3 separate regions of the Mus musculus genome follow, and all the other regions are linked to region 2. Evidence: chromatin loops called from intact Hi-C (ENCODE). Cell type or tissue: left cerebral cortex. All regions are shown on one strand.

What was found. A loop is a pair of places that touch in the nucleus more often than their neighbours do. Peaks named below come from ENCODE experiments on the same cell type or tissue, not always from the same donor. Only the 100,000 strongest peaks of a DNase experiment are listed, where the experiment ranks them.
Region 1: a loop joins it to region 2, with 2.2 times the contacts of the local background. A loop is called at or near these places in 4 of 42 quality-filtered maps.
Region 3: a loop joins it to region 2, with 7 times the contacts of the local background. A loop is called at or near these places in 37 of 42 quality-filtered maps.

The regions. Positions count from the first base shown.
Region 1 is chr15:99,413,457-99,421,456 of GRCm38, reverse strand. No RefSeq gene overlaps it. Among named protein-coding and RNA genes, the nearest start is that of Nckap5los, 15 kb to the left of the region's middle. RefSeq lists an enhancer at 1-1,503. In left cerebral cortex, CTCF peaks have their summits at 1,345 (motif pointing right), 4,732 and 5,471 (motif pointing right); DNase peaks (open chromatin) are centred at 768, 4,745 and 5,472; H3K27ac peaks cover 511 bases.
Region 2 is chr15:99,664,826-99,672,825 of GRCm38, reverse strand. Asic1 (acid-sensing (proton-gated) ion channel 1) reads right to left here and starts at 2,449. Exons shown (of 12, transcript NM_009597.2): 1 at 1,932-2,449; 2 at 665-1,042. The coding sequence starts at 1,026. It overlaps Gm34880 (a long non-coding RNA gene), which reads left to right and starts at 2,970. Exons shown (of 4, transcript XR_875662.3): 1 at 2,970-3,418; 2 at 4,077-4,415; 3 at 7,242-7,359. In left cerebral cortex, CTCF peaks have their summits at 2,256, 3,713 (motif pointing right) and 5,091 (motif pointing right); DNase peaks (open chromatin) are centred at 2,263, 3,699, 7,459, 7,840 and 3 more places; H3K4me3 peaks cover 2,490 bases; H3K27ac peaks cover 2,157 bases.
Region 3 is chr15:99,593,071-99,601,070 of GRCm38, reverse strand. It overlaps Aqp5 (aquaporin 5), which reads right to left. Exons shown (of 4, transcript NM_009701.4): 3 at 7,742-7,825; 4 at 6,242-6,936. The coding sequence ends at 6,751. Gm34765 (a long non-coding RNA gene) reads left to right here. Exons shown (of 5, transcript XR_875660.2): 2 at 3,640-3,782; 3 at 4,025-4,111. It also overlaps a transcript of Aqp6 not described here. Among named protein-coding and RNA genes, the nearest start is that of Aqp6, 4.1 kb to the left of the region's middle. In left cerebral cortex, CTCF peaks have their summits at 4,475 (motif pointing left) and 4,932 (motif pointing left); DNase peaks (open chromatin) are centred at 1,564, 4,077, 4,487 and 4,874.

The sequences.
Region 1 (8,000 bases), 250 kb after region 2:
GAGGCCAGGTGGCCCCGCCCCTGTTCTCCTTCACGCTCTACGCTCCGCCCACATCTGCCATCTTCCCTTAGCTGACGCCATCACTGAAGAAATTAACAAGACCAGAACAGGGTCTGACAATGCAGTTTTGTCCCTGCCCCTTCCTAGGTGTACTAACGGAAGTCTGCATCTTGGTTTCTGACCAACTCCTGACTGGTTTCTTGACCTGTTATTGCCCTAAGCCTGATGCATTACATCATTTCCTGTTAGAACTGCGTTGGCCTCCTAGATCCCATTCCTTCCTGGAAAGGAGTTTGGCATGGTGGGCTTTCATCTTCACTTCAAAGCTAAGACCAAAATCCATGTTCTCGACAGGGTCTGCTCAGTATGCTAGGAATTTGAAAATACCAGGTGCCACCTCGGTCCCTGGGTCAGAATGAGTTGACTGGAGAAATGTCCCAGGGCAGGATAGGCTGCAGGAACCATAGTGGTCCCGGGAGGCAGCCCTGCCCACCATGGTCAGCCATAGCCCACATGACAATCTCCCCCTCCCCCAACTCCTGCCTGATCCCAGTCAGCCATAGCCCACATGACAATGGCCCCCCTCCCCGGACCCAGGGCTCGGTTCCAACTGAAAGAATTTGAGGGCGGGAGCATGTGGGTTTATTGATACTCCAGGGAGCCCGGTTTCTTGGCGCTCAAGGAAAGCTTTGCTGAAAACCTCCTTGATCATGGCTGGGGCAGAACACTTGGTGTCTCGGTTTGCAACAGCTGCTTGTAAAGTTACTGTGACCTCACTCTCCTCAAGAACAATGGGCGAATGTTCATGTAAGACCTCAGCCGGGTTTCCCAAACACAGGAAGTTCAGACTGCCAGACAGCTGCCCTCCCCCAAAAGGCCAAAGCCAAAAGGCGGGAAAGAGGCGGGCTCCGCACACTGGCACCTCTCCTTTTGCAGGAAGCCCCCCGCCCCCACCCCTCCCTCCGCGACACCCACACACACAAAGAAAAAGAAAAAAAAAATAGCCTCTCTAAGGCTGCCAGGGGTTTATTTTATTTCCTTTTTTCTACTTTTCCCCCCCACAAATAGTATGTTTTGTTTCCTTTAAAAAAAAAAGTTTAAAAAAAGAAAACATGCTCTGTAGCAAACCCCAGCTCTAGATCCCCGCCCTTATTCTCTGGGGTAATTCAAGTGTATAAATAAATCTCTTAAAGCCAAAAGTTCACGGTAAGTACTTGTGGGGTCGTCTGTGATTTTAGGGAAGGGGACCAGCTGTTTTTTAAAGATTTATTTATTATTATATCTAAGTACACTGTAGCTGTCTTCAGACACACCAGAAGAGGGAGTCAGATCTCATTAGGATGGTTGTGAGCCACCATGTTGCTGGGGTTTGAACTCAGGACCTTTGGCTCGGAAGAGCAGTCAGTGCTCTTAACCACTGAGCCATCTCTCCAGCCCCGGGGACCAGCTTTTTAAAAACGTTTTAATTATTAAAGACCTACAAATCTGGGTTGATTCACAGCCCTCTGTCCAGTTTCAGGGTACGGTTCTTGCTTGTGGGAACATGAACCCTAGTTTCAAATAGCTGGCACCTACATAAAAGCCAGGCTTGAAGGTGTGTGTCTATAACCTCAGCACTTGGGGGTGGGGGAGGGGGCCAAGCCAGGTGGATATCAGGACTTGATAAGTAGCCAGTTGGGTCAAATGGTAAATCGCAGGTTCAATAATAGATTGTCATAAGAAGAAAGCAAGGCCCAGCGTGCTAGCACTTAGGAGGCAGAGGCAGGCAGATCTATGAGTTCTAGGACAGCCTGGTCTTCAGGGTGAGTTCTAGGACAGCCAGGCCTACACAAAGAAACCCTGTTTCCAAAAAAAAAAACAAAAAACAAAAACAAAAAAGAAAGAAATGGTCTTTTGGAAGCCAGGTGTGAGGTGTTGACACTTTGGCATCAGCATCTGGGAGGCAGGAGGCCAGGCCTTCCTGAGCTGCAGAATGTAGTAGCCTCAGCTACAGAAGACCCTGTTTCAAAAACAGTCAGACCCCTGTACAGACTCAGGGGTAAAAGGCCCTTGCCACCAAGCCTGACTCACTTCTCCAGGCCCACATGGTGGAAGGAGAGAGCAGACAGCCATCGGTTGTCCTCTGACTTCTGTGTGCTACGTACTTGCTCACACATAAATATATTTAATTAAAATAAAATATGTAAGTATATATGTTTTATAAGAATATATGGGGCTGGACAGATGGATGGCTCAGTGGTTAAGAGCATTGCTCTTCCAGAGGTCCTGAGTTCAATTCTCGCAGCAACCACACTGTGGCTCACAACCATCCGTAATGGGGTCTGATGTCCTCTTCTGGTTTGTGAAGACAGTGACAGTGTACTCACATAAAATAAATAATATCTAAATAAAAAATATAATATATATTTATAAGAAATATATAGAAGCCAGGCATAGTGGTGCACACTTTTAATCCCAGCACTTGGGAGGCAGAGGCAGGCAGATTTCTGAGTTCGAGGCCAGCCTGGTCTACAGAGTGAGTTCCAGGGCTGTGGTGGTCTACACCTCTAATCCCTGGTCTACCTCACAAGTTCCAGGACAGTCAGGGCTACACAGTAAGACCCTGTCCAAAAGAGAAAAGAAAGTAATGTGGTCTTAGTATTTTTAAGACTTTAGTTTGGATGCTTATTAGTTTTTTGAGACACAGTCGTGCTATGTAGCTCAGGCCTGACTCAGACTTGCCATTCCCCTGCCTCTGCTTCACCAGTGTGAGGCTCACAGGTGTGTATCACTAAGTTGTGTTTCTGAAGCGATGGCTTGTGTGAATGTTTCCAGTGTGGTATCATCTTGTCACTCTGCCACCTCAGGGGCAGCCATGTTTACAGTTTGCCCAGCAGACACTTTAAGCCTTTGATTTCATCCCTTAAGGGTAGAGGATGTGGGGGGGTCACCACAGATGGAGTTTTGGGGATACTTCCATCCCATCTTCACGGGGCTGGAGCCAGTGGAGGACGGAGGATGGGCGTCTCTGACACCAGACTTCAGAGAAAATGGGTTTTTGTGAGAGAGTATAGCAGGGGCACACACTGGTTTCAGGTCGAGAAAAGGAAAGTTGTAGGCTTAACCCAAGGGAAGCATTGCTGATGGGGGAACTGGGGTGGCGAGTGGAGGGCCAGTGGCGGTGATCTCTGGCTCCAGGGATAATACATAAGAACACTCACCCTTGACAGTGCGCCAGCACTACCTCGGGCGGCCATGTGTGTGGATACTCAGCTAATCCTCTATACAACCTCTTCATGTGGGTGATCCTGTTACCCGGGTCTGATAGGGTAGGGAGAGCCAGAACGTTTAAAACGTTAAAGCCTGTGTATAGATCAGCCGTGATTCAAGCCCAGACACGCCGGCTCCAGAGCACACTCAAAACGACACCAGATAACACTGGGGGGACTGAAGTGAGAGGACGGAGAGTTCCAAGCCAGCCACAACTACAAAGCCAGAGCAAGACCCCGCCCCACCCCACCCCGCCCCACCTACCACCAGGGCCCGAGAGCTGGGTCAGTAGTGCAGACTGAAGAGTCTCTTCCAGGAGACTCAGTAAGTCTGGTACACACGCTGGATGACTCCATCTCTGGGGAATCTGACACCTCTAGCCTCTCTAAGCACCTACACCCACGAGGAGCACACACACACACACACACACACACACACACATATTGGGGTAGTCACTCAGTGGTAGGACGTTTGTTTAGCAACAAAGTCCTGAGTTTGAAAAATGAAGAAGGAAGCCGGGCGTGATGGAACAAGCCTTTAATCCCAGCACTCAGGAGGCAGAGGCAAGCAGATTTCTGAGTTCAAGGCCAGCCTGGTCTACAAAGTGAGTTCCAGGACAGCCAGGGCTACACAGAGAAACCCTGTCTCAGAAAAAAAAAAAAGAAAGAAAGAAGGAAGGAAGGAAGGAAGGAAGGAAAGAAAGAAAGAAAGAAGGAAAGAAAGAAAGAAGGAAAGAAAGAAAGAAAGAAAGAAAGAAAGAAAGAAAGGGAAGGAAAGAAGAAGAAAGAAGGAAAGAAAAAGAGAAGAGAAGAGAAGAGAAGAGAAGAGAAGAGAAGAAAAGAAAAGAAAAGAAAAGAAAAGAAAAGAAAAGAAAAGAAAAGAAAAGAAAAAATGAAGAAGGAGAGGATGGAAGAAAAGAAAGCTTAGGCTGGGCTCCCACCCTACCCACCCCACCCTCATCCATCACCCCAACAAGCAAAGTGCGGGTGAGGAGAGACTGGGTGGTGAGCCAGAAGGATGAGGTGTGTTGTTAGCGGTGGAGTCTTGCCCATCTCATGCCAATGAAATGAGGCAGAGGTAAGAGCTGTCAAGGGGAGCGTGGGGGGTGGGGTGGAGTGGGGGTGGGGTATCTCAAAGTGATATGTGGAGGAGGAGCAACTGTGTGGGCCGAGGGAAAGCAGCTAGAGTCTTAGGGTGGAAGAGCCATCAAGAAATTAAATTTATCTTTTGTTTGTTTTGTTTTGTTTTGTTTTGAAACAGCGTCTCACTATGTAGCTGAGGATAGCCTTGAGTTCATGACAATCTTCCTGTCCCTACTGTGGCCTCTCCATGTCTGAAAGTGTTGGGTTGCCATATCAAGCCTTTCATTCTTTAAGCAAGAAAAAAAAAAAAACCAAACAAACAAACAAAAAAAAACTCCTTTCCCTCCACTTGAGAAAATGTTGCCAGTAGATGGCGCATGGGAGGCAGCTTCACGGTTTGCGGGGCTACACTGCCCTCGTGTGGCTATAAGAAGAAATACAGGGTGTCCTCCACCTCTTGACAGCTTTGGTAAGCCTTGGGTGAAGCCAGAGAATATGAATACCCTGTCCATCCCTGCCAGTTCTCCCCATCAGCCTTGCTTTCCGGGAGACACATTTCCTACTACCAGTTTCAACGTAGACGGGCTGTCAAGGCAGCTGAACTACTCTGAGCAAACTCTCGTGAAGGCATGACATCAGCGGGTGACCAGCCCATATCTGTCCTTCATCCCTGTCGAGTCTACAACAAACATTCACAGGGCACCCAATAGGTGGGAAGCACCGGGCAGCCTGTAGTGGACACTGAATGTGAATGGCGTTGTGGACCAGCGTGTGTATGGGGGGTGGGGGGGGGAGGGGGCTCAAGTGGTGAGATTCTGTCCCTCTGCTTTCCCCTCCCAAGTGCCCTCACTTTCTGGAAACCACAGGACAGAAATGCCTTCGGACGCATCTGAGTTGTTGCGTATGACATGGTTAATTTCCACACTGAAGATGTGCAGATGGTTTATTCAGTCAACAATGGAAGAATAACTGAATTGTTCCCAGTTTGGGGCTAATTAGAACTAAAACTGGAGCTGTGTTCACGAGGTAGAACCCCTGCCTAAAATGCACAAAGCCTGACCTGGGTTCAGTTTCCAACCCTGCATAAAAAAAAAAAAAAAACCGAGATGAGGTGGCAAGTGCCTGTAATTCCAGAACTGGCCAGAAGGGGGCAGGAAGATCAGAAGTTCAAAGTCATCCTTAGCTACATAGTGAGTTTGAGGCTAGCCTGGTCTATATGAGACTTTGTATCAAAATGAAAATAAGGAACTGGAGTGGCTGGAAAGGTTGCTCAGTGGTTAAGAGCACTGACTACTCTTCCAGAGGTCCTGAGTTCAAATCCCAGCAACTACATGGTGACTGGCATCCATCTGTGATGGGATCTGACGCCCTCTTCTGACATGCAGATAAGAGCACTAATATAAGAGAGAGAGAGAGAGAGAGAGAGAGAGAGAGAGAGAGAGAGAGAGAGAGAGAGGAAGAAAAGAAAAGAAAAGAAAAGAAAAGAAAAGAAAAGAGAAGAGAAGAGTTAGAGAGATAACTCAGCAGTTAAAAGAACACACTGCTCTTGCAGAGGACCTGAGTTCAAGGTCTAATTTAAATTTGAGTTTATAAGAAGCTGCCAAATAGTGCTGCAGAGGCTGCACCATCCTCCTGTCACCAGTGAGGGGCATGTTCCTCCACACTTCCAGCAGCACTCAGTGTTATCAATATCTACATATATGTATATATGTACACTTACACACACACATATATATTATACACACATTATATACATGTATTACATATATGTATTTGTGTAATAAATTCATATATATTATATGTATGTTCTATCCATATTTTATGCCTGCTTTAATTTACATCTCCCCAGTGTTTGATGAGCTAATTTACCATGACACCTAGACTGGCCTTGCTCCTAATCTCTGGCCTCCCTCCACCTCCCAAGTGCTGGATTTACAATTCAGGCTAGCATAGACCTTACTGAATAGCTCAGGATGGCCCCAAGCTCCTGGCAGTTCCTCTGAATTACCTGCCTCAATGCTTTGGTTACAGGCATAAGCAACCAGATCTGGCTAAAATTTTGTTTTTAAAATTATTTTAATGTTTTTCAGTGCAAAATTGAAATCAGGGTATTACACAGCCTAGGCAAGGGTTATACCACTGAACTCCATTCCAGACCCTAAAATTAATTTTAATTGACAGATAAATTATATCACAGTATGTGTCTACATTGTAAAACCAAGTCATGGGCTGGTGAGATGGCTCAGTGGGTAAGAGCACCCGACTGCTCTTCCGAAGGTCCGGAGTTCAAATCCCAGCAACCACATGGTGGCTCACAACCACCCGTAATGAGATCTGATGCCCTCTTCTGGAGTGTCTGAAGACAGCTACAGTGTACTTACATATAATAAATAAATAAATCTAAAAAATAAAACAACAAGTCATATCACATAATATACTGGAGGTCAAGCCTTCAGCCTCACCCCGGGCATCTTAGGCAGGTGCTCTGCCACCAAACACATGTCCAATGCCCCCAGCTTTCTTAGTGTCCCACTAAGTGCCTTTACATTTATTTTATTTTATTTTATTTTATTTATTTATTTTGAGACAGAGTTTTTCTGTGTAGCTCTGGTTGTCCTGGAACTCGCTCTGTAGAACATGCTGTTCTTGAACTCACAGAGATCCTCCTGCCTCTGCCTCCTGAGTGCTGGGCTTAAAGGCCTCCACCACCTGGCATATTTTCTTGTTTTTAATTATGTGTATCTGTGTATTTGTGTGTGGGTGGGTGTACATGAGTACAGTGCCCACAGAGACCCGAAGAGGGCGTCAGAGCTATGGGAACTGTATTGTGAGTGCTGGACAGTGATGGTAGAAAGGAGCCCTGGTCTTCTGGAGCAGAAGGAAATGCTAGCGACTGCTGAGCGTGTCGTGTCTCCACAGCACACCGCGGTGTTCCTGGTTTTACTTGTTACATCCTCTGGATGAAGCAGAGCACTAAGAGGTACTGAATGTTCCCGTAAATGGTCCTTAAACTTTAGAACTTCCCGTGATCCAGATTTCTTATTCACAAAACAAAATGACAAACTTTTTTTTTTTCTTCTGAGTATCACAAAAGTTTATTTAGCAAAAGGTTTCATAAGAAGATGTCCATGGGACCTGGTGAGATGGCTCAGTGGGTAAGAGCACCTGACTGCTCTTCCGAAGGTCCAGAGTTCAAATCCCAGCAACCCCATGGTGGCTCACAACCATCCGTAATGAGATCTGACTCCCTCTTCTGGAGTGTCTGAAGACAGCTACAGTGTACTTACATATATTAATAAATAAATCTTAAAAAAAAAAAGATGTCCATGACCCAATTCACAGTCAGACAGGCCCTTTAATTAATTAATTCATTAATTCACAGTCTAGACAGGGAGGGAGGTGGGCATCTCTGCTGAGCAGCCATTGTTTAGACTCTTTCCAAGGCTTCTAAGGTGGTGACGCTGTTTCCTGTGTGATTGCGGTTAGTTCCAATGCTATTCTGTTGCCCAGGAGTTCCTGCCTCCACCCACTCACCAGTCACAGGAATCATAAGGGGAGCGAAGCTCCTTAGCATTCCCTGTACATGTCTGCCACCTTCAATGATAACTTCTCCTCCATAAACTTACTTTCAGGAGGGCGGTGACTTCACTTATGGTGACTCCTCAGCGG
Region 2 (8,000 bases):
TAGTACCCATGCCCTACTTGGGGTGGGGTGGGGGCAGCACTCAGAGCCCCTGGAGGATCAGATCTGGACATAGATAGGCAGAGATGGAAAGCTGAGTATGCCAGGAGAGCCTGACACATGGAATACAAGAAGACAAAGGCTCTGTAGGGCAGGAGCCTTGGATGGTACAGTCTTGACCCTTAAAAGGTGGTCCGTCCTAGCCAGGGGTAGTGGCGCACGCCTTTAATCCCAGCATTCGGGAGGCAGAGGCAGCAGATTTCTGAGTTTGAGGCAAGCCTGGTCTACAAAGTGAGTTCCAGGACAGCCAGGGCTATACAGAGAAACCCTGTCTCAAAAAAAAAAAGGAAAAAAAAAAAAAAAAAAAAAAAAGGTGGTCCGTCCCATTCCCTAAGTGAGGCAAGGAGGATAGTACCAGGAGGTAGGTGATGCTCTCTGGGGAAAGAGCTAACATCTCCTAGCTCAGGCTGGGTGGGGACAGAGCTGTTTTGACCTAAGCTGGAATCAGAGATTGTGTGTAGGTAACTGGTACTGGCATGATCTCAGCCCCTCCGCCTTGAGCGGCAGGTTTAAAGGAATGCTAGAGGGCAGAGCTGTTTGACTTTTGGTGGGCTAAGGACGGTGTTACTCCACAAGTCATGCGGAGGGGTGGATGGGAGCTGCCCACCTGTTGTTGAGCAGGGCCAGCAGTTCCCCAGCATGGTACAGGTCATTCTTGGAGACTTGGCTAAAGCGAAACTCATTGAGGTTGCAGAGAGTGACGGCAGGGAAGGTGAGCTGGGAGGCAGCCACCTCGTCGAGCTTGGTGACGTGGTGGTAGCAGAAGTAGTACTGCACACGCTCAGTGCACACACACAGCAGGACGGCCAGCGAACCCAGGAAACACAGGGCCCACAGTGCCCGCTTCAGAGACAGCCGCTCATAGGAGAAGATGTGGGCAAGACCGTGCAGCGTGGAGCTGCTGGCAAAAGCCTGGATGCTCACCGGCTGGACACCACCCACCTCCTCCTCCTCGGTCTTCAGTTCCATGCTTGCCAAGGGGATCCTAGAGGGAGGAAAGAGGAGACAAGACTCTGTCATTGTCCTGAGATGAAGGCGCATATAGGGCCCCTCCAATTATGTCCATTCAAAATCCTTAACCGGAGGTCACTGCTTGTCCAAGGGAAGACTTCCCTGACATGCAGGCTCCAAAGGTGGCTTGAACGAGGGACCATCCAAGATGACAGTCATTAAAACATAGAGGCTTGGAGGGGGGGGTCAGCTCGGGTCGAGAGAATGGTCTGCAAGCTTCCCAGACTATGGGGGACCCCAGATACAGCCACTAGAGTGAAGGAGGGAAGTCCCTGATGCACCCACAGGCAGGCATGGGAGTTCCCTCCAGATGTGAGGTCACTCTGGGACAGGAATATCTACCCCAGCCAAGATCAAACTCCCCATAATGGGCTGAACCAGGGGTCAGGGGCTCTTCTCTTGATCAAGGGTATCCCCAGGAACAGGCTGTCACCTCAGGAGCTAAACCAGGGCCACCTCTCCGGAGGTGGGCACATCTGGGGAGGGGCCCTGCCTGTATCCTCACCTTCTGTGTCTCCAGTTCTCAAACAAGCACAGGCATAGGCGCAGGCTGTGTGTGTATGTGTGTGTGTGTGTGTGTGTGTGTGTGTGTGTGTGTGTTTGGGAGAGGATGGTAGGCTGCCTGAGGTGGATGTAGGAATGGGGGGGGGGGGCGCGGTTCCCTATGACAGCCAGTTATCCCCGCCCCGAACGCACCCCCTCCAGTCCAGCTTCTCGTCGCAGTCATATTCCCGGCTCGGCCCCCCGCCCCCTCCCCATCCGCCGAGCCTCCCCAGAAGCTGGAGAAAGCTACAGTGGAGGAGAGTCTCGGCTTTGGGGCACCAGGAAGCCCGGGGCCCAAGGCAGCGGGGTCGGAAACCCACCTGAGGGGGCTGGGGAAAGCCGGCCGCCGCTGCAGGTCCTGGGGCGCGAGGCGGTCCGTGGGCTCAGCGCCGCGCGGCGGAGGGGCTCATGGCCCGGAGCCCGAGCCGCCGGCTGCCGCGGCACCCGCGTAGAGCCCTGCAGGGAGCGGCCCGCTCGGCCAGCTCGGCTCAGCTCGGTCCGCCGCCCGCGCGCGCTTGCTCGCTCGGCTTGGTCCGCCCGGGGCTCGGCGCGCTGGCGCTGCGCGGTGCTCTCAGCCCCGGGATCTGCAGGGATCCATCGTCCGGCCGGGAGGCGGCGGGAGGGGAGGAGGAGGGGAAAGGGTGCGCGTGCGCGCCTACGAGTGTCTGCGAGGGTGTCTCTGGGCCGGTGTGCGCGGGGGGCCCCCGGCCCGGGAGCGGAACCGAGGGCTCCCCCCGCTGGCTCGCCTCCTCCCGCCGCTCTCAGCAGAGCTGCCTCGTTCGGATCCCGGAGCCGGCTCCGCTCTCTGCTTGCGAGGCCCTGTGGCTTGTGTGTGTGTGCGCGTGTGTGTGCGTGTGTGACTATGGGGTGTGTGTGTGTGCACGCGCACGTGTGCGCGCAGGAAGGAGGGTGTCTGCCCCCAGCGTCCCCCTCCCCACGTTGTCTCCTTCGGATCGAAGCTCCTGCTTCTTGCTGCTGCTGCTTCCTCTGATGGCACATGCACACGTGTACACACACACACACACACACACACACACACTCCGAGTCACAGTCACACTTGACTGATTCAAGCATTTGCCTGTGTGGAGATACAGGCACATTCAGACCGGAGTCTTACCTTGCCACTCAGCCATCCACACATCACATACACCTACACATCCCTGAAGCCTGACCCTCACACGAGCACTTACCTGTTTGTACACATTCACTCACCTGCTCTTATTCCTGCTTCCCACCTTCATGTGACCCACACACATGCACATATATAAATACCCTTGGCCACCCAGACCCCATTTGTATATCAGTGGATTTCTTAAGCAGCCCGTGTGCAAGTGCCTCATTGGCAGATCTATAAAGCAGAGAGGAACAGAGAGAAGAAAAGAGACATGGCCAGAAGTGAGGGCAGATGGGGCAGAAGTAGGGAAAAAGAAAAAGATACAAAATGAAGGCTGCAAGGAGGAGTGTGTTCTGGGATGGACCAGAAATCTGAGTCCTGAAACCTGGAGGCTGCTCCTGTAGCTGTCACCTCTCTCCTTCCCTCCCTCTTTCTTTCTCCGAGGCCTTGGGGGGGGGGCCCTCCCTATCCAATTAGCAGAGAAGGAGCAATCAAGGGGAAGTTGTTAATTTGCTGATGCTCATTAGGAGCTCTTAACACAGAGGCTGTTGAGGTCTGATGGTGTCAGATGATGGTGTGGTGTGTGTGTGTGTGTGTGTGTGTGTGTGTGTGTGTGTGATGCAAGATCAGAATTATATCCATTGCAGCTCCTTTGCTCCACTTACAGGCTGGTGAAGCTCTGAGAGAAGGAAGGTGAGAAGCAGGTCTCAGGGACATGGTTCTGGGTTTGAGTTTGAGGAATGAACCTGACATAGAGGGAAGAAGCTGATGAGAATTTGTGAGGGGTTGGGAGTAAGAGGTACCCTAGAAACCAGTGAAGATGTCTCTCCAGGGATAGGGGTTTAGGTCTGGTGAGAGATTGAGGTCCATTCAGCAGGACCCAGAGCGCCAAGCTGCCAAAATAAAGATAGTATCTCGCCTTCCGGCTGGGGAGCTGTCCAACGGCACAAGCGCTGCTGGTGGGCTGCCATGCCCCTGGGCAGCCACCAGGTGACAGCACTCTCTCGGATACTTAAACTCCACTTAAAGGGCAATGGGGGAGGCGGCCTGTGAAACTAGGAATTACTCTAGGAGGGTCGCAAACGGGGTTTAAGTGATGATTCTAGCCCTGGGTCTAGTCTGGTTCCAGGCTCTCCAATGTCCTCGGGGGAGGGGAGGACCATCTTGGAACATCTGTAACATCTTTGCAAACCCCACAAGCTGAGCGACACGTGGAGCCTCTTCTAATGGCTGCAAATTGCTTCAATCACCTGGGATGTTACCGAGGGAGCAGGGAGCAGCGTGGGTGGAGGGAAGGAAGGTGATGAGGTGAGGTGGCGGCAGGCGAGGACTGATTGAGGCCAATGAACAGCCGCAGGAGTAGTCCGGGGAAAGATAAAAGGCATGAATCAGGTATCCAGGCTCCAAGAACAGGACCTGACCCCACCACGCAATACCACCGGCAGGACCCTTGGCCAGTCCAAGCTTCAGTTTCTTCATCCTTATGATGAAGGTTGTATTTATTTCACCTTGTTTTTCAATGATTATGTGAATCACTGATGGAAAATGCATAGTTCATTGATCTGTGTTTGTAAATCCCCAGTAACAAATGTTACTGGCACTCTGATTTAGATCTGGAAGAAAAAAAAATAGCCATATCAGCCATATCAGGACAGACTTCGAGATGGTAGCTCCTAATTCGGGGAGTTGGGTAAGTTTTTCTTTTTCTTTTTTTGTTTTGTTTTGGTTTTTCTTTCTTTTTTTTTTAAGATTTATTTATTTATTACATGTAAGTACACTGTAGCTGTCTTCAGACACTCCAGAAGAGGGAGTCAGATCTCCTTACAGATGGTTGTGAGCCACCATGTGGTTGCTGGGATTTGAACTCCGGACCTCTGGAAGAGCAGTCGGGTGCTCTTACCCACTGAGCCATCTCACCAGCCCCTGTTTTGGTTTTTCGAGACAGGGTTTCTTTGTATAGCCCTGGCTGTCCTGGAACTCACTTTGTAGACCAGGCTGGCCTCGAACTCAGAAATCCGCCTGTCTCTGCCTCCCAATGGAGTTTAATTTAGATCAAGTAAACCTCAAACTCAGTGGGTGGAGCTCAGATCTCCAAACTTTTTGTTTTGTTTTGAGACAGTCTTACTGTGGCACCCTGGCTGGTCTAGAACTTACTGGGTAGACTACGCAGGCCTCAAACTCAAAGAGATCTGCTTGCCTCTGTCTCCTGAGTGCTGGGTAAAAGGTATAAGCCACCATGCCTGCCTGGGTGGCCAAACTTTTTTTTTTTAAGTTATTATTTCTTTTATGTATATGGTTGTTTTGCTTGTGTATATGTCTGTGTATCACATGAATGCCTGGTGCCTGTAGAAACCAGAAGAGGGCACTAGATCTCCTGAACTGGAGTTGTGTATAGTTGTAATATGTTAATATGTGGGTGCTGAGAATTGAGCCTGAATCCTCTGGCAAAGCAGCCAAGGCTTTTAGCTATGGGGCCCTTCTACAGCTCCACCGTAAGTTCTTAAAACTCCTAAGTCTCCTCAGAACCAGTCTGTCTGAATCAAGACTTCATTACAACAACCCCTAGCCTCTGGAGCTTGGTTTTTACACCTAAATTCCTCGCTCTGTCGTCTGAGGGGAGATCAGCCCTCATGGGTGCCACTCTCTTCCAGCCCTCTCCACTGCAGCAAACATCTCCTACAGCTTTCCCTGTGTCAGAGGCAAGGGCAGTCCTTGCCTCAAGACCTCTCAGCATCAAAGCGGAGTTTGTTGATGACTGATTCTAGAACAAAGGTCAGTTGTGAAAGGCACGGTGGTGGGGGAGTGCTGCAGAGAGGCAGTTATCCTATAGCAAGGGAGTCGGTGGTGCCAAGGCCTTGGTTAGAAGATGCTGGGGGAGGGGAGGGGGTGGAGAGGTGGCTCAGCAGTTAAGAGCACTGACTGCTCTTCCAGAGGTCCTGAGTTCAAATCCCAGCAACCACATGATGGCTCAACCATCTGTGATGAAATCTGATGCCCTCCTCTGGAGTGTCTAAAGACAGCTACAGTGTACGTACATATAATAAATAAATCTGAAGCAGCAGCAGCAGCAGCTTGAGGATTTGAGGATTCCAGGGGCTGAGATTAAAGCCCTTTGGCTTCCTTCTGCTTCCCTGGGCCTATCCACCCAGGGTTTGGATGTCTTGCTGACCTGATCCTCAGTCCTACTGTGTGGTGATCCTGGACAGGAAATGTAGTCTACCTGGGTCCCGCTTTTCTCCATAAACTATACAACGCAACTAATGCCTAGGCTGATAAGACAGCATGTGCTTGGCAAACGGTAGGCACTCGCTCCATCAGCAATGCCTAGCGAGCATCCTTGAAAGGCTGATGGGGGCAGATTCCCCATGGACACTCTCCTTGCATATGGCCCCATCTGCTGTATGTATAGAAGCACCCTCCAGCCTCTCAGAGATGGGTGGGGAAGAGGGGAGGGCACAGGGGGGACGAGGCCCCCCCTGGGACTCTGAGGCAGCTCTTCTCGCTCCCCCGTGCGTGAAATCACGAACGCCCCAATCTGTCTACATCCACTTCCTTTGCCAGCTCAGCAAATGCAGAGGCGATTAAGAAGTTAATTAGCAGGCAGCAGGGAAGGGGCTGGGGACCCATCCCTGCACCCCTTCACCCCTCTGTGTCCCACCCATGACCATCCCTTCTCCCCCTGCTGTCGATCTTCTGATCCAGATGCTCCTTTCCTCCATGTCTGATACCTCCCTGCCACCTTCACCCTTTCTCACTCACCCTCTGCTCACTTCTGACCCCATTCCTCTCCTCTGCTCATTCAAGTCACCGCCTTCTTTGTTGTCAAGGTTCACTCGTCCTCCTCCCATCTCCTCTCCTTCCTCTCTCACCTTACCAGTTCCTGTCCTGCTTGACTTTGGATCTGATGAGTGGGCTCCACATCTGCCTCAGGAGCCAGCAGCTTCATGGTCGTCTGTCAGGTCCCAGTGTCTCCCCTACAGTCCTGGAGCATCCTCCTCTGGTCTTCGTTTCTGACTCCTGGCTCTCTGGTCTGCTCAAGGGCTCTTATTTGTGCCAGGTCATGGAGCGAGAGGGCACAGATATGGGGCAGGAGGTGGTGGCAATTTCCCCCCTGCTGTTGCCCCTGTCCCGTGCAGCCATAGCTAAGCTTGAACCTGTCTTTTGCCCTTCCTCCGTCCAAACTGGGGTAGGGGCTGGAAGATGGCCACCTCTTCCCTGCCTCACATTCTGACTTACGTATCAACATGTCATTTTCCGACATCAGTTTTTCAAGGGAAAGATCATTAAGGAGAAGGGGGCAAGGTAGAGATTAAAAGGGCAGATGCATGGAGAGAGACCGGGTAGGTAAGGAGAGCTGGAGACATTGAGACGGGGCAGTGATCCCTGTGTCCTTTCCCTGACTGGAAAGTCTGGGTCTTTGAGCAATGAGAGTCAGAGGGAAACAGAAGGTCCATGGTGCCAGGGGCTTTTCTTACCCACAGAAACTTCCCTGATTTATTTTTCACCTGAGTTCCAGGTCCTCCCTGTACTCCTGTCTGGCCTTCTCTACATCCTTTTGAACCTGTTTCACATGGGGTGTTGCAGAATAAGCAGGGGTTGCCTTGATTTCCAGAGGAGAGAGTACTCTGGATAAGGTGAGCCTAGGCATGCATGCTCAAGTCTTTAACTTGCTGGCCTGCAGTGGGGGCATATATCCAGGGCATCCCCTGGGGGAGGGGCTGTGTTTCTGACTGTGGGATGCAGAGACCTGGAGTGAGCATTTAAGGAATTGCATAAATGAAGAGCATTCTCCAGGAGTCCTGGCTGGGTTAGGCAGGGTGTGTGTATGCTCACGCGCGCGCGCGCGCGCGCGCGCGTGTGTGTGTGTGTGTGTGTGTGTGTGTGTGTGTACGCGCGCGCGCGTGTGCGTGTCGTGTGCGCGTTTTCCTTTTCTTCCATCAGTTAGTCCTTAGGGCGCTGGGGTCTCGGAGCTGTTCTAGCCAAGCACAATCCTCCACCACCTAGCAGGACTTCTCCAGTCCGCTGCCCTTCCCAGCGGGCCCCCTCCCACCCTAACCGGCGCCTGTGGAAGGCGCAATCTCAGCGCCCAGGGCGGCCAGCGAGCCGGAGGAGGCAGAGGCGGTGAATAATTCATAGGACTGGGAGGCCCTTATCTCCCCGGCCGGCCCCACCCGGGGGCCCCTGTGCTGGGCTGGCGTCCCTCGGCTCTCTGCTTTATCTCGACGCCCAGCTTGTAATGCAGCCCTCCATATCACAGGCAGAAGGGGAGATTAAT
Region 3 (8,000 bases), 72 kb after region 2:
AGTCTAGCCTGGGACTTGGGGACTTGGGGAGTGGAAGTCAGATCCCTAATGTCAGCTTAGAGACCAGCAAGATCATGGAGAAACCCACATCCAAGGCCTGCTGCAGGGGTGCCTGTGTGCTAATTGCCTAGTCTCTTCTTCTTAAATGGTGGGGTGTATTCTGTGCCCCATAAGCCCAGGTGCGAAATTAAGTTCTTTCCACCATTCCCCCGTAAAACATGGCATCCAGGTCTCAGGCACGGGCAATCAACTTGATTGAGGATGTGGTCCTGGTGGTGTGGAAAGGAGCTGGGGTTCACCACACGGATGCTCAAACCATGATAGCTGCTGCATGTGGCCCGAACAGTTCTGCTGTCCGCCGGTGGGGGATCCCCTGTGCTTTTTCCCTCACTTCCTGCCTCTCTGCCTCCCTTCGGGACCTTGTTCTCAGAGCCCCCCACCCCCATGATTTATTACATCAGATGGGTTATCTACTTATATAGCTATGTCATCCTAAAGTGTCACCGTGCCTCTTCCCCAGTAGCATCAGATTTCTCAAACAGAGGTGTTCCCTCTGTGGAGCTGCCCAAGCAATACCTGCATCCTGCCCTAACCCTGGCTGCACCTGGTTAACTGCAGGCTCCTCAAACAGAGTCTGTCCCCAAATGCCACCCTCCCTGTCTCCCACACTTCTCTCCAGCGCAGTTGGTGGCACCCAAGAAGTGTCTTTGACCCCTTTCCAGAGGAAGGCATCGAACTCTGCTAGTTTTGAATCCCGAGTGGTCCCGGCTGGGCTCTCCTCCTCACCGTGCAGCCTTTAGCCGGTCCGCCCTCACTTTGCCCTCCTCAGTCCTCCACACTGCGGTCTGAATGATGCTTTGTTTTGTTTTGTTTTTTAAAGCAGTGCTCAGCCGGCTGCTGTCCTGCTGCAGTCTCTGCCACCCTCTTTGGAGGTCTAAGCCAGAATGACAAGGTCCTGTGGGGCCCCATTCCTCCTGCCTCCCTCGTCCTTCTTCCTTTGTCCCCTGGCATCCTGGGATGAACATCCTGCCATCTCCACCCCCACCCCCACCCCTTCATGGAGAGCCTTCTGTACTCTTCGCCTGAACCTCTTAACCCATCCTGGAGGACAGCTTCCAGCGCCACCTGCTCTGTCCTAAGGCCATCTCTGTGTGTTGCCGCCATACCTAAAGCCTTTCCATGTACAAGTCAGCACACTCCTGCCACGGTGTTACTATGTCTCCCAAACAAGGTGATCAGCCCTCAGGGGGAGGAATCACATTTTGTTCTATATATAGTGTCCTGCACAGAGACTGCCTACGAGAGAGACCCAGTAATGAGAGCAGGTGACTGTGTGGTTGGTTTCAATCTCATTCCGCTATTTCTACGGCTGCCCTCCTGCCCCCTCGTAGGACCAAACCCTCTGACATCTTCAAGGGAAAGCTCCAATTCTGGACCACGGGCTCTACTGTACCCTCCCCATCGCAGTCACAGTCAGACCCCTCCCTCTCCCAGTCTGTCCTGGATTTCCCTTGCTCTCCTCAGAGGAACCCTTGGTTTCTTACTGGGCACAGCATGCTCTTGCCAGTGCCCTACTGCCCCTCCCCTTCCCCTCTGCTGCCCATTATCATTCTCATCCACACCTCTCTGCCCCCGGACTGTGTTGCCAGGCCCAGCTGGTGGGACTGGAGGCCGCACAGGCTCAGCTGTAACGGGAGGTCTCTGTCGTCTCATCTGCGAGTGTCATTCCCGCCTCCCCCAGCCTCCTACTGATATAACGCTGGATGCTCAGGATTGGTGGAGACCTCAGCTTAGAGTCAGTTCCAGGCTCATTTATGCTGGACAATAAATACACCCTTGACCCCTAGGCTGAATCTGCTGGGGACAGGCACGCACCAGGCTTCCCCCCCACTCCGGCCTCAGGAGACCAAGCTCTGCTCGTTAATCTTCCCACAGTTCTGCTGGCCCTAGGTCCTTCTCTTCCTTTTTTGTTTGTTTGCTTGTTCTTTTTGGTTTGATTTTGTTTCTGTTTGTTTGTTTGTTTGTTTGTTTGTTTTTTTTTTGAGACAGGGTTTCTCTGTGTAGCCCTGGCTGTCCTGTTACTCACTCTGTACACCAGGCTGGCCTCAAACTCAGAGATCTGCCTGCCTCTGCCTCCCGAGTGCTGGGACTAATGATTGTGCCGCCACCATACTCCCATCCTTTTTTTAAAAAAAATTATTTTATTTTATTTTTTTAAAGATTTTATTTATTTTTATGTATATGAGTACACTGTCGCTGTCTTCAGACACACCGGAAGAGGGCACCAGATTCCATTTCACATGGTTGTGAGCCACCTTGTGGATGCTGGGAATTGAACTCAGGACCTCTGGAAGAGCAGTCAGTGCTCTGAACTGCTGTGCCATCTCTCCAGCCCCCTTTCCCATTCTTAAAAACTATTACTATTATTTACATTTTCATTTTATTGTGTGTCTATGAGTATGTGCACATCTAATTTCAGAGGTCATTTCAGGAGTCAGTTGTTTCCTTCTACCATGTGGGTCCTAGGGATTGAACCCAGGTCGTCTGTCTGTCAGGCTTGACACAGGTGTCTCTCTCCCTGAGCCATCCCTCTGCCTGTTTCCCCCATCCCTCAGACTTCCACACTCCTCCCAAACTCCTTGCTCCCTCTGAGTTCCCCTCATCGTACTCAGAAAGCCAAGCCTTCTCCCATCTGACAGCTCAACCATGGCCCATACCCTACCCAGCTGCCCATGGTGCTAAACAGAGGTGACCTTTCTCTTATGTCAGAGATCCTTCCAAAATGCCACACTGGTCATGTGACCCCACTGCCCACCAAAGCTTCAGGGGCTCCCCATTACCTCAGGTTCAAGTCTGAACGTCTATGTCCAACCTGCCAGGAGAGACTACTTCCTCCTGCCCACCCCCCATCTCCACCCTGACCTCTTTACTACAGAGGGCCAAACACTCACAGTGTCTCTAAATGAGCTTTTGAGTCTCCTCCACACAGGAGAGGGCATTTCTCCTGCCTCTCTCCTTCAGTCCAGTTCTCCTGTGAAGCCTTGTGCTCCTTCCCAGCAGAATCAGAGCTACATAGAGAAAGCAGGCTTGAGCCGCAGATGAGGGCATCCGAGGGGCCTGCTTCTCTGCCTTCTCCTGGGTTGAGCCCAATAAAAGGAAGGGCGTTTACCACAGCCCCCTAGCCTGGCTTGGGGCATGTTCCAACAGCATGGTTCCTGTGTGGAAAGCTTTGGGTAAGACAAATGGGAGCTTGTGTACTGCGCCCCTCACCTACTGCTTGGCCTCTGTGATCTCAGCACCTTGCTGGTAAAACAGGTATTGTTTTGTGCCCATGTGTTGGGAGAAGCAGCTGCAGACACCTGGTAAGTGCCTTTAGTCAGAACCGCTATCAGGTTCGCCTCCAGGGCACAGCAGTGAAGATTAGCGGGAAGGGGAAGGGTCTTGACCTCCGTGGCAGGTCAGGGCCAAGTGCTCCCTGCAGCAGCCTTGCTCTGGTTTCTGAGGCAAAAGGCTCCTAGTGCAGAAATGGCTTCTTTCAAGACCACATAGGACACAGCCTCCTTGGATCCTGCTTAGCCTGGGACAAGGTCTTTTACCCACTAAGGGCAGGCAGTCATTGTCCAGTTCCTGTTTTTCCAGCCCCAACCAGCATTTTCCTGGACCCAGACGTTCCTGACTCTAGTGCCAAGCTTAGAGCTCAGAAGCCTTTTGTCCCAGCCCCACACCTGGCTGCTCCGATGGATGTCCCCTCCGATGGATGGAGCCTTCTCAGCCCTAGGGAGGTGAGGCCAGCAAGAGAGAACAAAGGGAAGAGAGGAGCTCAGAGTTACTCCCCCCCCCCCCACTCTCACCAAACACTGGTAGGCTGCAAGGTCAGGTCGGATAGATGCTCTTGTTGACCAGGGAGGGGGCTGAGCTGAGATCCGATCCTCCCTCAAATCCTTTCTCCAGCCCAACCATCTAACCAGTTCCCTTCTGCCCACCCTGCCCACGTTTAGTTCTCACCCTCTTCCATCTATCCCAGCGCCTTGTCTGTCCAGCCCTGATGGAAACTGGCAGCTTCGGAGGGAGGCATAGATTGCGGAGGAGGGACTGCCTTCAAATGGAGAATGTGAGTTCTTCCTACACTCTATCTTCAGGCGGAAAAGTGTCTCAGAGAGCTGGCAGAGCATGTGTGACTGGGTATGGCTTCATACAGGTGTGCTGGAGAACACATGTGGCCTGGCCTGGCTCTTTGAGGGTGAGTGGTGGCCAAAGGGGCGGGGGCGGGGTGGGGGGGTGGGGCGCCACTAGGACACACCTGGAATGAGCATGCCCTTGCTGAGAGAAGAGGAACACACAGGGAAGATATAACCTCCCCAAGCACAGTTGACAGCCAGTGCCACAGCTTGGAGCCCCAGAGGCATTCAGGATTAGTGTGTGTGCTGGCATAGGTCTTTGTCAGTCCAGGAACCATTACATGCAGGTGCGCAGTGCCCCCTGCTGGCCAAACAGCCCAATCACTGCAACCTACCAGCCCTAAGCCCTGGTTGTATCCTCACCCAACAGCAAGGAAAATGTCACCTGCAGGAAGCTGCAGACCTGTTGGTAACTCCCTCTGGCTAGATGCCCCACCCCTGCTGAGGATCAGTCTCTCGTAGGCTCCCTGTGCACCCTGTCACACACCCCTTGGGGGTCCATTAGAGTGGGGTATGCAAATCAGAGCTGTCTGAAAGGAGGAGTGAAGCTTTGTTCTCTTCTAAGCCTTCTCCTGGGTAGTGAAGTGAGTGGGCTAGTGAGAAGCTGCTCCCTGGTGGCCTCGGGAACCTAAGCCCGAGACACCCTTGTAATCTTGAAGAACCCCATCCTTGCCTGGCCAGAGCCCAGTCCCAGAAAAAGCTTCAGTATGGATTTGGTGGACGAGTCTGCCCCCTGCTGGCTGGAACTGGCGCTTGCAGCCAGCAGGGCAAGTTCCTTCTCCACCCCCATCTCGTTGCTTGATTTTCCAATGAAGCCAGTGGGGCAGGTAGGCTTGGATCTAGTGTTCCTCTGCCTTTCCACCCCGGGATGTTTTGAAGGAGGGCTGAGTGGTTCAGCCTCCCAACCTGGGTCTGCAGTTTCTTCCCACTCTTGTTCCCTCCTACTCTTCTGAGGCAAAGCTGAGGAGCGAGGGAGAGGATTTGCCGAGGAGCAGCGGACTCAGGCAGTGTCTGGAGAGCAGACCTGCTCACCCGTCTCTCAGAGGTGCTGTCCTTACTAGTGTCTAACCCTCCATTCACTGCTTCATTTTCTCCTCAAGGCAACCCATGTGGCAGATAAATACCAACATAAGGGTCCATCATTCCAGTTGCAGCAAGGTTGGTCAGTGGTGGCTCAGCCTTTAGTCCCAGCACTTGAGGGGCAGAAGCAGGCAGATCTCTGAGTTTAAGGCCAGCCTGGTCAACAAAGCAAGTTCCAGGACAGGACTACACAGAGAACCCTTGTCTTTCAAAACAAGCAAACAAAAAAGACTTGGATGCCAGCGGCTAGTTTCCGCTCTGGGCTCCTTAACCAGGACTCTGGGAACTGCGCGGTCTTGTGTCCTTACCCTGTTTCTCACAGCGAGGCAGTCAAAACCAAGCACCTCAGCCTTACCTCATCTGGTTCCCACTCCTCCCGGAGAAGCAGGCAAGAACAGGACAGGAGGGGAGGAGGGTGTGATGGACCACTCCCTACCCCCAAAGGGCAAAAGTGACCTGGGAAGGAGCTGGGTAATGTTGTGAATGTCTGAACATCCTCCCCCCACCCCCGCCCCCTGCACACTGCCTCTTGGCAACACCAGGAGACCCAGAAAAGGAAGCTCCGGGTGAGGACTCTTGGGAAGCTCTGGCCAGTCATCCCTTAGGAATCCCAAGGAGCTGTGGCTGGCTCACTTCTCCACTCCGCCTGGCACACTCAGGTGCTCCTCAAGTGGCGGACTTGACATAGCTGAAGGGATGGTTGGGAGGGACGCGTGACTCTGACGTGGACCCTATTCCTAGCCCTTGGCCCTCTCCGGGTCTCTTGTGCTGTTTCTGTATCCTTCGGTCTCTACATTTGATCTCTCCTCCTGCCAGCTCTCCGGTCCTCTCAGCCTTCCTGAGCTTCAGCTTTTCTTCCTTTTCTGAGGTCTTGTCTCCTGGTTTTCTTGGTAGTCTCAAGTGAGCATGAGTGAGGGTGTGACATCGCAAGTGGGAGATGTGACTGGCCACTGTCCCAAGAGGCTTTTGGAGGGAGATGAAGGCACAATATGAAGATTGGTGGTTTATTGGGAAACGCCCAACCCGAATACCAGCAGCGTCCCCCCCATCCTCCGCCCCATCTTAACCAGAAATAAATAAGATGGCACTCGACGAACCATCTATCTCTCTCCTGAAGAGCTCTCAGGCAATGTCCCCTCTGTCTACCTGGGGGAAGGCTTTGGCACATGAGATACTGGGTTGGAGAGATAAACAGGGCTATCACCCCTTTCTGGGATGGTCCTGAACTGCTGTGAGCTTGGCACTGCCTTCACAATCTCTGAGGTCTGAGCTGTGGCAGTCGTTCTGCCTAATTCCAAAGAGGCCCTGTCCCTGGCCCACACCCAAGTGTCCCATCATGGGCTTCTGCTCCCATCCCATCCCCGTGTGCGGCATGGGGATCCAATGCTGCCTCTCCAGCTGAGAGGATGCTAGGGAGAGGTGCTCCAAACTCTTCGTCTTCCTTTTCTCCAGTGGTCCAGGGGCTGAGGGACTGGCCCCTGCCCGGTGCCGGTCAGTGTGCCGTCAGCTCGATGGTCTTCTTCCGCTCCTCTCTATGATCTTCCCAGTCCTCCTCTGGCTCATATGTGCCTTTGACCACAGCCACACGGTCGTGGAGGCTCAGCGAGGAGGGGAAAAGCAAGTAGAAGTAGAGGATTGCAGCCAGGACGGCCCCCACGATCGGTCCTACCCAGAAGACCTGTGAAGACAGAGTTAGATCAGAGGAGGAGCCTCAGGGCTCAGGGACCATGATCTTCCCCACCAGAGCACAGACCCCATGGACCCTGAAAGGAAATGGACGCATAGATCTCCAGGCCTCCAGAAGGAACGGTGTCTTTCATCTCCGGGGCTGATTACTGTGAACCAGTCCTTACTGACAAGGTCATGGACCACAGACCCTCTAAGGAGGCAGGCAGAGCCCAGGAGAGACAGGATTCCCAATCCCACCCCAAAGAGAGGCAAGTGAGTTTTCTAAGGAGACAGACAGAGCCTCCAAAACATGTGTCTTCCAAAATGCAGGGCCCAGCAAGGCTCTACCATCCTTTTTGGAGCTTCAAGCTTGGCTAGCACATGGAGACACTGTCCAGGGGTACAGTCCCAGAAGAACAAGCCCCAATATCTCCATAGGGACAAATAAATACAGCATCAGAGGACAGATACACAGAGGGGCAGACAAAGTCCTCAGATTAACACAGACCCCCTGATGTAGCTTCAAGCTTGGCTAACACATGGAGACGCTGTCAAGGGGTACAGTCCCAGAAGAACAAGCCCCAATATCTTCATAGGGACAAATAAATACAGCATCAGAGGACAGATACACAGAGGGGCAGACAAAGTCCTCAGATTAACACAGACCCCACCCCCACTCCCATGTACTTCTAAAGACATTCTCTGTCCAACCCCCAAGATCTGGTCCGACAACACCCAGAATGTCCAGTCAATTCTGGATTTTCAGTTCAGTACGCTGCCGTGTTTTCAGGAGCCGGGGGAAGGCCCGCACTCACCCAGTGAGAGGGGCTGAACCGATTCATGACCACCGCAGGGCCGAAAGATCGGGCTGGGTTCATGGAACAGCCGGTGAAGTAGATCTGGGTAGATAGGGGGGTCACGGTGAGGAGGGTGCCATCCCTTCCACTCCCACAGAATTCTGACTCTCTCTCAGGGTCACACAGTGTGGGAACCAGCCACACCTCAAATCCAGGTTTCTCAGTCCCTAGGATGCTGACTGCCCACGCAGCCCAGCTGCCCACCAAACCACATTTC